Linked DNA regions of Homo sapiens: region 1 is linked to region 2. A link is a loop called in an ENCODE intact Hi-C map of the cell type or tissue named here. Cell type or tissue: dorsolateral prefrontal cortex. All regions are shown on one strand. Each heading gives the region's core, and the rest is flanking DNA. Links, peaks and the distances in the headings are about the cores only.

The links. Peaks named below come from ENCODE experiments on the same cell type or tissue, not always from the same donor. Only the 100,000 strongest peaks of a DNase experiment are listed, where the experiment ranks them.
Region 1: it touches region 2 in a loop (19-fold over the local background); 17 of 110 quality-filtered maps call a loop at or near these places.

What each region holds. Positions count from the first base shown.
Region 1 is chr7:94,446,832-94,450,741 of GRCh38, forward strand. No RefSeq gene overlaps it. Among named protein-coding and RNA genes, the nearest start is that of COL1A2, 54 kb to the left of the region's middle. In dorsolateral prefrontal cortex, for the core only: CTCF peaks have their summits at 2,494 (motif pointing right) and 2,697; no DNase peak of the experiment used is centred there; H3K4me3 peaks cover 383 bases.
Region 2 is chr7:95,042,157-95,048,594 of GRCh38, forward strand. All of the region lies in intron 2 of PPP1R9A (protein phosphatase 1 regulatory subunit 9A), which reads left to right. The region is part of intron 3 of PPP1R9A-AS1 (PPP1R9A antisense RNA 1); the gene reads right to left. Among named protein-coding and RNA genes, the nearest start is that of PPP1R9A, 140 kb to the left of the region's middle. In dorsolateral prefrontal cortex, for the core only: a CTCF peak has its summit at 3,637 (motif pointing left); a DNase peak (open chromatin) is centred at 3,635; H3K4me3 peaks cover 467 bases; H3K27ac peaks cover 1,402 bases.

The DNA of each region.
Region 1 (3,910 bases), core at 1,395-3,894, 600 kb before region 2:
TAAAACCTGTTTAAAATGCTATTTCATAACTGTGCCAAATGCTAGCGAACAAATATTTTTAAATGTATTGGGTATTGTATTAAAAGTAATTAATGGCAAAAACCGCAATTACTTTTGAACCAACCGTACAAATGGGCACTGAGCTAGTAAAAAGTGAATATTTTGTGTTTTAAAATTATTCATGTTTCTTTTTATAAACAATAAACTTGTTTTATTGAACAGCATTATACATTTTTATCAGCTTTATTGAGATATAATTGGCATAAACTGCACATATTTAATGTATACAATTTGATGTGTATGATATATATGTGTAGGCTTTATGATTTCTAGTTAAAAAGTTAGAAATGAATGAAGAAGAAAACTATCCACTATATTCACAGTACTATAATCACAATTAAAACTTTAGAACATGCCCTTCCAAGTTTTTAAAATCTATTCATATACACATACGAATAAAATAGACATGTGCTTCCATTTCTACCAAATTGTGAACAAGCTGCATATATTAGGTTGTGTTTTTTTGTGTTTTTAACTAAAGTTTTCATAAATGTTTTTTCGTATTACTAAGTATCTTTCTAAAGATAATTTTTAATGTATACATATATCACATACATTTTTATCTGTAGTGAAATAATCACAAAATGAATGATGAAGAAAATAATCACCTATAGCCACCTATAACCACTACTTAAACCATAAAAACATAACCATATAAGTAACCATGCATATAATCACTATTAAAATTCTAAAATATGTTTTAATACACATATGAATTTTAAATATATGTAATTATATATACACACACTTTCATTTTTACTAAAATATTAATCAAACTATATGTATTATTTTATACCCCGATTTTAAAGAAAATTTAATAAGCAGTTTGTATACTTGCAATTTTTTTTACAAAAAGTTTAAAAAATACAGAAATGAATGAAGCCAATTATCACCAATAACTCAAGTAATACAGATAATCACTATTTAAACTTTGGAATATATACTTCTGGACAGATATAGAAAAAACCATTTTATTATTAAATTCTATTTTTAATTTAAATTTTATATGAGCATTTTTCCATGTTATTATATATCTTCTTAAGAAATAATTTTAAGCAGCAGAATAGTTTTATAACATGAAGTACTTTTGATAACATTGGATATAATAAAATCTTTTAAATCTTGGCCAATTTTATAGCAAAACTTTTCATTTTTAAAAAACATACAATCTTTTGATTAGTATTGAAGTTAAATGTGTTTTTCAAATGCTCATAGACCATTTTAAATGATGTCTTATTTATTTTGTCCATTCTGTATGCTATAAATAATTTTTCCATTTTATCATTTCCTTTTATGGCAATTTTCATGCACATATGTTTTCCTTTATATTTTTTCTTCATAATTTTTTTCTTTGCCTTTTTGCTTAAGCTAAATATTCACTTATATGATTTTTTTTTTTTTTGTAGAGATGGAGTCTTGCTCTGTCACCCAGACTGGAGTTCAGTGGTGCGATCTCTGCTCACTGCAACCTCCACCTCTCCTGTTCAAGCAATTCTCCTGCCTCAGCCTCCTGAGTAGCTGGGACTACAAGCGCACACTGCCATGCCTGGCTAATTTCTTTTGTATTTTAGTAGAGACAGGGCTTCACCATGTTGCCCAGGCTGGTCTCAAACTCCTGAACTCAGGCAATCTGCCCGCCTCAGCCTCCCAAAGTGCTAGGATTACAGGTGTGAGCCACCATGCCCAGCCTCACTTATATGTTTTAAAGTTTATTTAATTTTGAATTTGAATTTTTAACATCTGGGATTTATTTGTTATATAATGTAAGGTGACCAAGCATCCTTGTACACGGATTTGAAATTACATCTTTATCACATAATAAATTCTTATGTATGCATTTGAATTTAAAATTTGTGCTAGTGAAGTGATGAAAGCTGCAGTTCAATCTCTAAGCTTTTGTTCCTTTTGTATCTGTTTAGTTAAATGTGGCATTGATTTAGGGTGATACTTTTTCTTTTTTAACACTCCATAAAGCACCAAAGATACATTTAAATTTATATACATACATGTAACTATTTTTCTTCTTTAGGTTTATATTTTCTTTTAAAGCAATACAAGCTTTTTGTAGGAAAAATGTAAGTAAAATTGTAAGGAAGCAGAAAAATTATTTTGATCTCTTTTAATCAACAATAACCACTGATAACACTTTGGCATATTTAGTTTTACAACTTTTTTCACTTTTTCTTCTTTGTGGAGGATACAAGAGATGTAAATAAAGGTCTTTAAATGTTTTCATAATGATGATTGTTTTATGCTTCCAGTAGAACATTAACTTGATTTGTAATAATGAAATTTTTAATCCTCCTAATGGGATTTGAAACATATTTCTTAAAGAACCTAAATGTACAAACTCATATTCTGAAAACAAAAAAACAAATGTTTTTTAAAATTACTCATTAAAATGGAAATTCTCTATTTTCACCAGTGGGTGGCAATCTCAACATATACACTGTTTGGTATTTTCGACAGAACTGTTTATTGCAAAGGGGAAAGCTACCTAAAATGTCTGACAACTGTAACTCCAGCAGCTGTTGTTGCCCTTTAGTTGTTGCCCTTAAAAAAAGAAAAAGAGAAACCTGCAGGAATAATCACAAGTAAGAACATTACACAACATGGAATAAAATTACCCTGGTTTAACGTGGGCTTGGTGAAAATAAAAGCTATGTGTTAAAATACTATTCTTCATACGCTTCTAAAAAATCCAGTGTTTTAAATATTTCTAGAGAGGACTGAAATTTACATCAAATTTCCTACAATTACGTGAGTTTTAACTATTGCAAAAAAAAAAAAAAAGGTTATGGAGGATATAACTGTGATGTGTAAACAGCAAACTTTAATGGTTAGCAAAGCATCCAAAACACATAGCTAAACCAACATTATAGTTAGGGGCATTCAGGTAGTAGAAAGCTTTAAAGAGTGGGTGCATCCACATGGGAAAGACCTGCAAATAGCTGTCTGAAGTTGCGTTATCTCCTATTTGGAAACAAAAACAAACATAAAGCTAAAGTAATTGGTTTTTTAAAGTGCAAAATCCAATAATCTCAAATTTCAGATCATGAAAGAAAGCAGTTTGGGGCATTTCACTGATGTTTTGATCTACATATTTATATACTCAGTCCCCTATTTCAAATATAATATAAACATGGTGATTTTTTTTTATTTTGCAGATAAACCATATACTTTCTTACAGTGGTAATTAAAACCAAATGGCACAAATCACTTGAGAGTGAGAATCCCCAGAGTGCAGGGCAATCTAAAAAAGAGGGTACAGTTGGCAGTAAAGTTACAGAGTTTATCTTCAAACCAAGAGCATGCTCTCAGACAGCTCAAAGCGTTGAATCCACTCTGTCCAACCCAGTTATCTCCTGGTGATTATGACACCCGGCCTCTTGACTCTCTGCAGTATGTCAGTTCACTTGTTTCTATTCCATTGCTCTAGAGCCTACTGAGTCTGGGGGACAGGGCATAAAGTGAGTTTGATTCAGGATTCAGCAATGCTTATGCCCCCCTGGCAAACTGGTAGGCACTCCCTCAAGAAGCTCAGTTGAGTAAAAACTAAGGAGACTTTAGGGAGAACTATTTATGCAAAGAAAATTGCAAGGATGACAAAATTGACTTAGAAAAAAAGCCATAGTAGCTGTAAGAGTAAAGATACTAAAGTGTGGTGACTTTTGTTGGTAATGACCCCTAAACCAGCCTCGGGAATACGTATTAAAGCCTGACTGTAAATAGAAATCTAAAAACTGCAAACCTCTCCAACAACACCTACATCAAAGAAAGAGAAATTCTCATCTGCTGCATCATCCAGTTCTTTCAACTATTTCTCATATAATGCAAGTTTCTAGACCCT
Region 2 (6,438 bases), core at 2,322-4,821:
AATAGACCTATATGTAAGCATTTAAGATGATACCAAAAATATTCCGTTTTCCAGGAGGTGTGGAGTTGTGAGTAGACAAGGAAGAATAAGCATTTAAGGAATACGTGATACTCATGCATCATGTGCAGTGCAATGGGTCTTTTTCTGAAATTTTGTCTACACAACCTAAAATTCCTACTTATGCTACTATTTTTAAAAACTGATATGTTTTATTAGAAGAGTCAGATGACATGTCTGTTTAGAAGTAGAACTTTTTATATCAAATGAATTTAAGAATGCTATCTTATGACCTTGTTTTTGCATGAAGGCATCTATACCATTTTTCATCTCATCAAGTGAAAATACCAAATTTTGGTAAAGTTGTACTTCATTTATGATGCCTTGAAAAATAAACCATACACGTGATTCATTTATTACACATTTAGGCTGTTGATAGTGTGTCAGTTTTATTATGCAAAATAATATCTTTCTGTTCAACACACCTGCTCTTCACAGGTGTATATTAATGAGGACTTCATGATGTGTTGATCTAAAGTAAAACTTCTTGTCGATGTTGAATTTAGTCAATAGGTTATTTTTATGCTCAAGAAAAGGTGAAAGATATCATCAAGCTGACAAAATACAATGGTTTTTGTATCATCTACATGTTAAAATAAATTTCATGTTTTGAAATAATCCACACATTGAAATAAACAGAGTTTAGCTGATGACTCTCACTTTGAAATTTTATTTTTCTGGTACATCTAAAAGTATATTTTTGTTAAAAAAAAAAGTCCCTTTAAGACAGATTTTAGGTACTCCATTTGCTACACAATTTCATTAACTTAGAACCATATTTTTAAAATGTTTTCTCCACACAAGTAAGATACATATGGAAAATTTGCTACTATGCAGTCCCTGTAGCATATATAAAAAATGAGGCTGCTAAATTAGGTCTTTTCTTCTTTACCTTCTTTAAACCTACGTTATTCTTTTGTGATATTTCCATCACTTAAGGGAATGAGATTTCAAATTAAATTCTAGAGAGACTTAAATTCCCCTTGAGTTTTCTTTTACTTGAGGTATGCCTATGCTATGGGGTAATTAGTGGTACCTCAGTAGGATAATATAAGCAGAGTGGTAAGACATATCTGCCTTGAATAACTGTGTGAGAAAAAACAGGCACATTTCACTAAATACCCTTGCTTGTGCTTTCTATAAAATTAAAATATTTTGGACAGTAATAACATACAACACAAATGAATAAAAACTTGTACATGATGTTTTGTGTGGAGTCCTGATAAGTAAGCAACAAGGAGGAAGGGCCCCAGATGGGGAAGAACAGTGAACAACTGTTCTGAGAGATGGCTAATCACAAACAACACAAGGGCACAGTGATCTCGACCTACTTCTGCAGGCACAGTGACCTTGTTCTCCAGGTACCCCCTCTAGCATGACCCTGTAAAACTTCCCTCCAGCCCCTGCATCTTTGCGGACAGCCCCCTTCTCTGCTGTGCTGCCTGTCTTACAACATATTTTCATACTTTCTCTAATAAATCTGCTTTTCTTTATCTACTATTGTCTTGTTAAATTTCCTTACTGCCTGTGCCACCGGGCCCAGATAGTCACTAGCTGGCAACATTTAGGGAATTCTAACATCAAATTCCTCTAACGATAAACTGTTAAAACATCATCTCTAGACCCAGTCTTAACTTTCCTCTTACTGGCTACTCCATGCCATTTGTTTTGTACTCTGATTCTTCCAGTTCTGTCCTGAAATACCTAAGCCTCTTGTTCATTAATTTTCTTAGGGTTTAAAGTACATTAATATCAGAAATAAGATTAGTGGATCACTCCTTAGTTTGATCAAGATTTAAATCCTTCTTATTGCAGAAGCACAACAATACATTGGAGACTGCTTCAAAACTCAACTGAAAAAGAGAAAAATCAAAAGAAGCCTTAGGCTAGGTGAACAGGAAATGAGGCAGTTACAGTGTTTTAGTTGTTTGTCCTTTATTTCTGGAGGGGGTCTGCCAGTGGCTGTTCTAACTGCTCCCTCTTGCCTCAGATCTTGAAAGCCACACTTTATCCATCATTCTCACCTATTTACTAAAAAGAATGAGCCACCTGAAGGGACTTCCCTCTACTTTCTCCTCCTCTACCTTAACTGTGGCTCTTTATACTCTTTTCCTCCTGTGTTTCCTCTGCTTTATGTAAGTAATTGAAGTTTAAAAGAAAAAAAATATGAACATTTTTGCCCATGCAGTATCATTTGCAAGATCAGGAATATTATCTCAAGTTTCTAACTTGAAAGGGTCTAATGAGTCTAAAAGAGAAAAAAGCTGAAAATGTCTTGAAAAGTAAGGGACTATACAATCAATAAGCTGATATTATTAACTATTTTTTTCAGGATTTTTTTTTTTTTTTTTGAGACAGTCTTGCTCTGTCATGCAGGCTGGAGTTAAGTGACACAATCAAACCTCACTGCAGCCTCAAACTCCTGGGCTCAAGCAGTTCTTCCAACTCTGCCTCCCAAAGTGTTGAGATTACAGGTGTGAGCCACCACACCCAGCTAATTAAATATATATATATATATAATATATATATATTTTTTTGTAGAGATGGAGGTGTCTCACTGTGTGGTCCAACCTGGTCTGGAATGCCTGCGCTCAAGTGGTCCTCCCTCCTCAGCCTCTCAAAGTGCTGGGATTTACAGAGTGAGCCACTGTGCCTGACCTCAGTCTTTGATTTTGACATAGTTTGACCCAGTTTTTGTTAGTGGAATAGGTTTGGTTTTAAAAATTTAAGTGGTTTCAGTAAAGGGCAATAAAAATGATGAAAATAATAGAAAATGGGTTCTAGGACTAGAGTTGAAAAGGCTTGGGTCTTCATTTTGTCCTTAGAAAATTAGGTAAGATGATTGACTCCTTTTAACTCCTTCAAGCATGTGAAATAATATATTTGTTAGTGGTGGCAAATATCCGAGTTACTGGCAGCAAAGCTATACGAATCTATGGCAACCTCAATTCTTGCTTCCTAAGAAGAAATAATTCGACCGAGGGGCATGCAGTGGAAAAAGAGACCAAGGCAAGTTTCCGAGCAGGAATGGAAGTTTATTAAAATGCTTTAGAGCAGGAAACAAAGGAAAGTACACTTGGAAGAGACCTAAACGGGCACTTTGGAGGTCAATGGTGGCGTATGACCTTTTGATTTGGAGTTTTATATGTTGGCATCCTTACAGGGCCTTGTTTACCTTTTCCCATCTCTTAGGGTGGGCTGCCCGCATGCGCAGTGGCCTGCTAACCCTTGGGAGGTGAGCATGCGCAGTGTGTTTAAGAAGTTGTACACATGCTCACTTGAGGCTTTCTTCCCTTTTTCAGTGGAATGCCCCTGGAAGGTCATACTCTGCCATTTTGTCTCTTAATGCACATGCCCAAGCCTACTTGCCCAATTCCTGAGCTGCCAGTTACCAATTTCAAGTGTTTTTATCTATTGTGAAATTGCCTCTTTTTGGCGCCTGTGACCAATGATCATTTTTAGAGAAGTGGTGTGTCAACTGTGGGACCATCACCTGATGGTTGCCTGACATTTCTAGTGGGCGAGGGGAGCCCTCTTCTGCCCTGCTCATGCCTAACTACCTACTGTATGGTTGCCTGACATTTCTAGTAGGCGAGGGGAGCCCTCTTCTGCCCTGCTCATGCCTAACTACCTACTGTAATATATTGATGCAACAAAAATCAAATGGAGAAAATGGGCTTATAATGGAGCAACAGAAAATAGTTAATTATAATTTCTGAATTTAACGGGTTATTAAACACATACCAGGCTACTAAAGAAGGCTGTATAATTATCAGTGTTGAGTATCATTAAGATTAGGTAGTATTTCTTTTCTTTTGTATAATTATCAGTGTTGAGTATCATTAAGATTAGGTAGTATTTCTTTTCTTTTTTTTTTTTTTTTGAGACAGAGTCTCGCTCTGCCGCCCAGGCTGGAGTGCAATGGCACAATCTCGGTTCCCTGCAACCTCTGACTCCTGGGTTCAAGCAATTCTCCTGCCTCAGCCTCCCGAGTAGCTGGGATTACAGGAGTATGTGCCACCACGCCTGGCTAATTTTTGTATTTTTAGTACAGATGGGGTTTCACCATGTTGACAGGCTGGTCCTGAACTTCAAGTTCTTGGTCTTGGACTTCAAGTGATCCATCTGCCTCAGTCTACCAAAAGGCTGTGATTACCAGCATGAGCCACCATACCTGGTCAAGATTAGGTAGTATTTCTATTAAATGTTTCAGATATTGTATTTTCTAAAAGCAGATAACCCGATGGCCTTTGGCATTGCCTAAAACCTTTTGGACTCTGCTATTTGATAACACGGAATTGTGGAATATCATATGAAACTCTTATTTTTCTCTTCTGTTGTATTTAAATTCTTTCTTAATATGCACATTTTCTAAGAAGATACTTTTTAAGAGAGAAAAGATAGAGGCCTGCATGGGTAATACTTGGATTGAGCCCAGGGAATTCTCTGTCATGCATTTTAGCTATGGGGACATCAGCTGCTACTTATTTGCTACTGATTTCTCACTTCCTTCTTTTTCATACCAGCTTTCAATTGCTTGTTTCTAAACAATGCGTTATCTTTGATTAAATTAGACCAGTAATAAAAGCTCGTGAATCCTTGAATGAAAAGCACACATTCTGGTCTTCTTGACCCTGCATTCCAAAATTATTCTCTAATGTTTATAACCACCTTGGTAGATAAAGTCTTCTTTTTCCTTCTCAGAGAAACGGTTTGCAGCCAACTGTGACCACTAAGCTAAATCTATTGCGGTGTTTGTAATTGAAAGCTTTTTGTATGTCTTGGTTGTGGTGCTGGGCTCTCTCCTGGATTTGTTGATTTCAACAATGGAGTAATTCAGGAGAACAGAGAGGGACCAGTTAGAGCTCTCCAGGTTCTGTGTAACACACACCATAGTTGGCAGCAGCTGAGATTTGCTTCATATTTATCTCTAAGGGCGTTGTGGTGGTTCCAGCCCCAAGATTAAAGTCAGCATGTCATCTCTTTTTATTATTTCGAATGGCTTTTTACTTTTATAGTATACATGAATAAATTTTATCAGCAGGGACTATTAAGCAGTGTTTCGGCACAAATGCTTTAGAGTACATTTTTTAGTTGATGTGTACTATGCCAGTTATAGAGAGCTGTCAATACAGTTTCAGTCTTCAGTGACAAAATCTATCATTTTCTAACTTGCTAGAAACCTTTCTTTTTAGAAATTCACTTTTTGAGACATAATGGCTTCAATTCTCCAGGATCTTTTTCTGTCTGTTTTGAATGAGCTTATTGTTTATTCACAGTAAAGAATGTTTCTGATACTGCTTTGTTGTAAATATAGTTGAGTGCCCTAGCTGACATCCTTGTTGAGCCCAAAAAGACTGTTTGAGTACACTTTTTGTCAGGTGGTACCTTTGCTGAAACTGAAGAAGGAGATTTTGAAGAATTTTCTTGATTTCACCAGATTATTTTAATGGCCTTAAATTTTCCATTTAAATTTGCAATAACTTTTGCCAGTTATAGAGAGTGATTCATTGGGGACCACTTTATCTTTTGCATTGTGGTATGAGGCACAGATGTAAAGGGGACACATTCTTGGGGTAGCTTTTTCTATTAGGCCTTTGCAGTTGGAAGTACTCCATATAGAAAGTGTTTGAAGTTTTTACAAAAATGTATGCTGTAGGCTGAACAGATAGAACAAACTATAAGTATAAAAACATGCTGGTTAATAAATCTTTCCTGTTTTTCCTTAGACAGAATTCAGTTTTATTTGTATTATTAAACAAGAGTAAGACTTTAATTATACTTTCCCAAGTAGAATATTTATTTTAAAAAGGAATAGCTGTTAACAGAATAAGAAAACTTCATTATATTTTTAATTACTCATCTAATTTTATGTAAAATGAAATGTACATTAAATGGTAGTACATAAAGTCCAGCATAAAACTGCCTATAGTACAAATGTTGATATTTATTTCTTGTTCACTAGGATGACAAAAATTGAGAGCATTTTCTCCTTAATAGTTAGCATCTATTAAGTCTAATTTATGGCTTCTTGTAATTCATTCATTTATCATTTTTAAGTATTCATTCAACAAAAAGTTACATAACAAAGTTTTAAGATAAACAGGATCAGATCATACTTAGCCTCAAAGAAGTAATCTGAGAAGTTTGGATATGAAAGATAAGGAAATACTATATGATGAGTACAATAATAGAAATATTATTATAGCAGTGTCTTGGAAGAGCAAGTAATTGGCTTGAGTAGTTAAGGGTAAATTTTCTGGAGAAATTAACGTATATACTGGTATTTTTTTTTAACCATGACAGCGTTTTGTTGTTGTTGTTGTTGTTGTTGTTGTTGTTGTTTTGAGACAGAGTCTCATTCTGTTGCCCAGGCTGGAG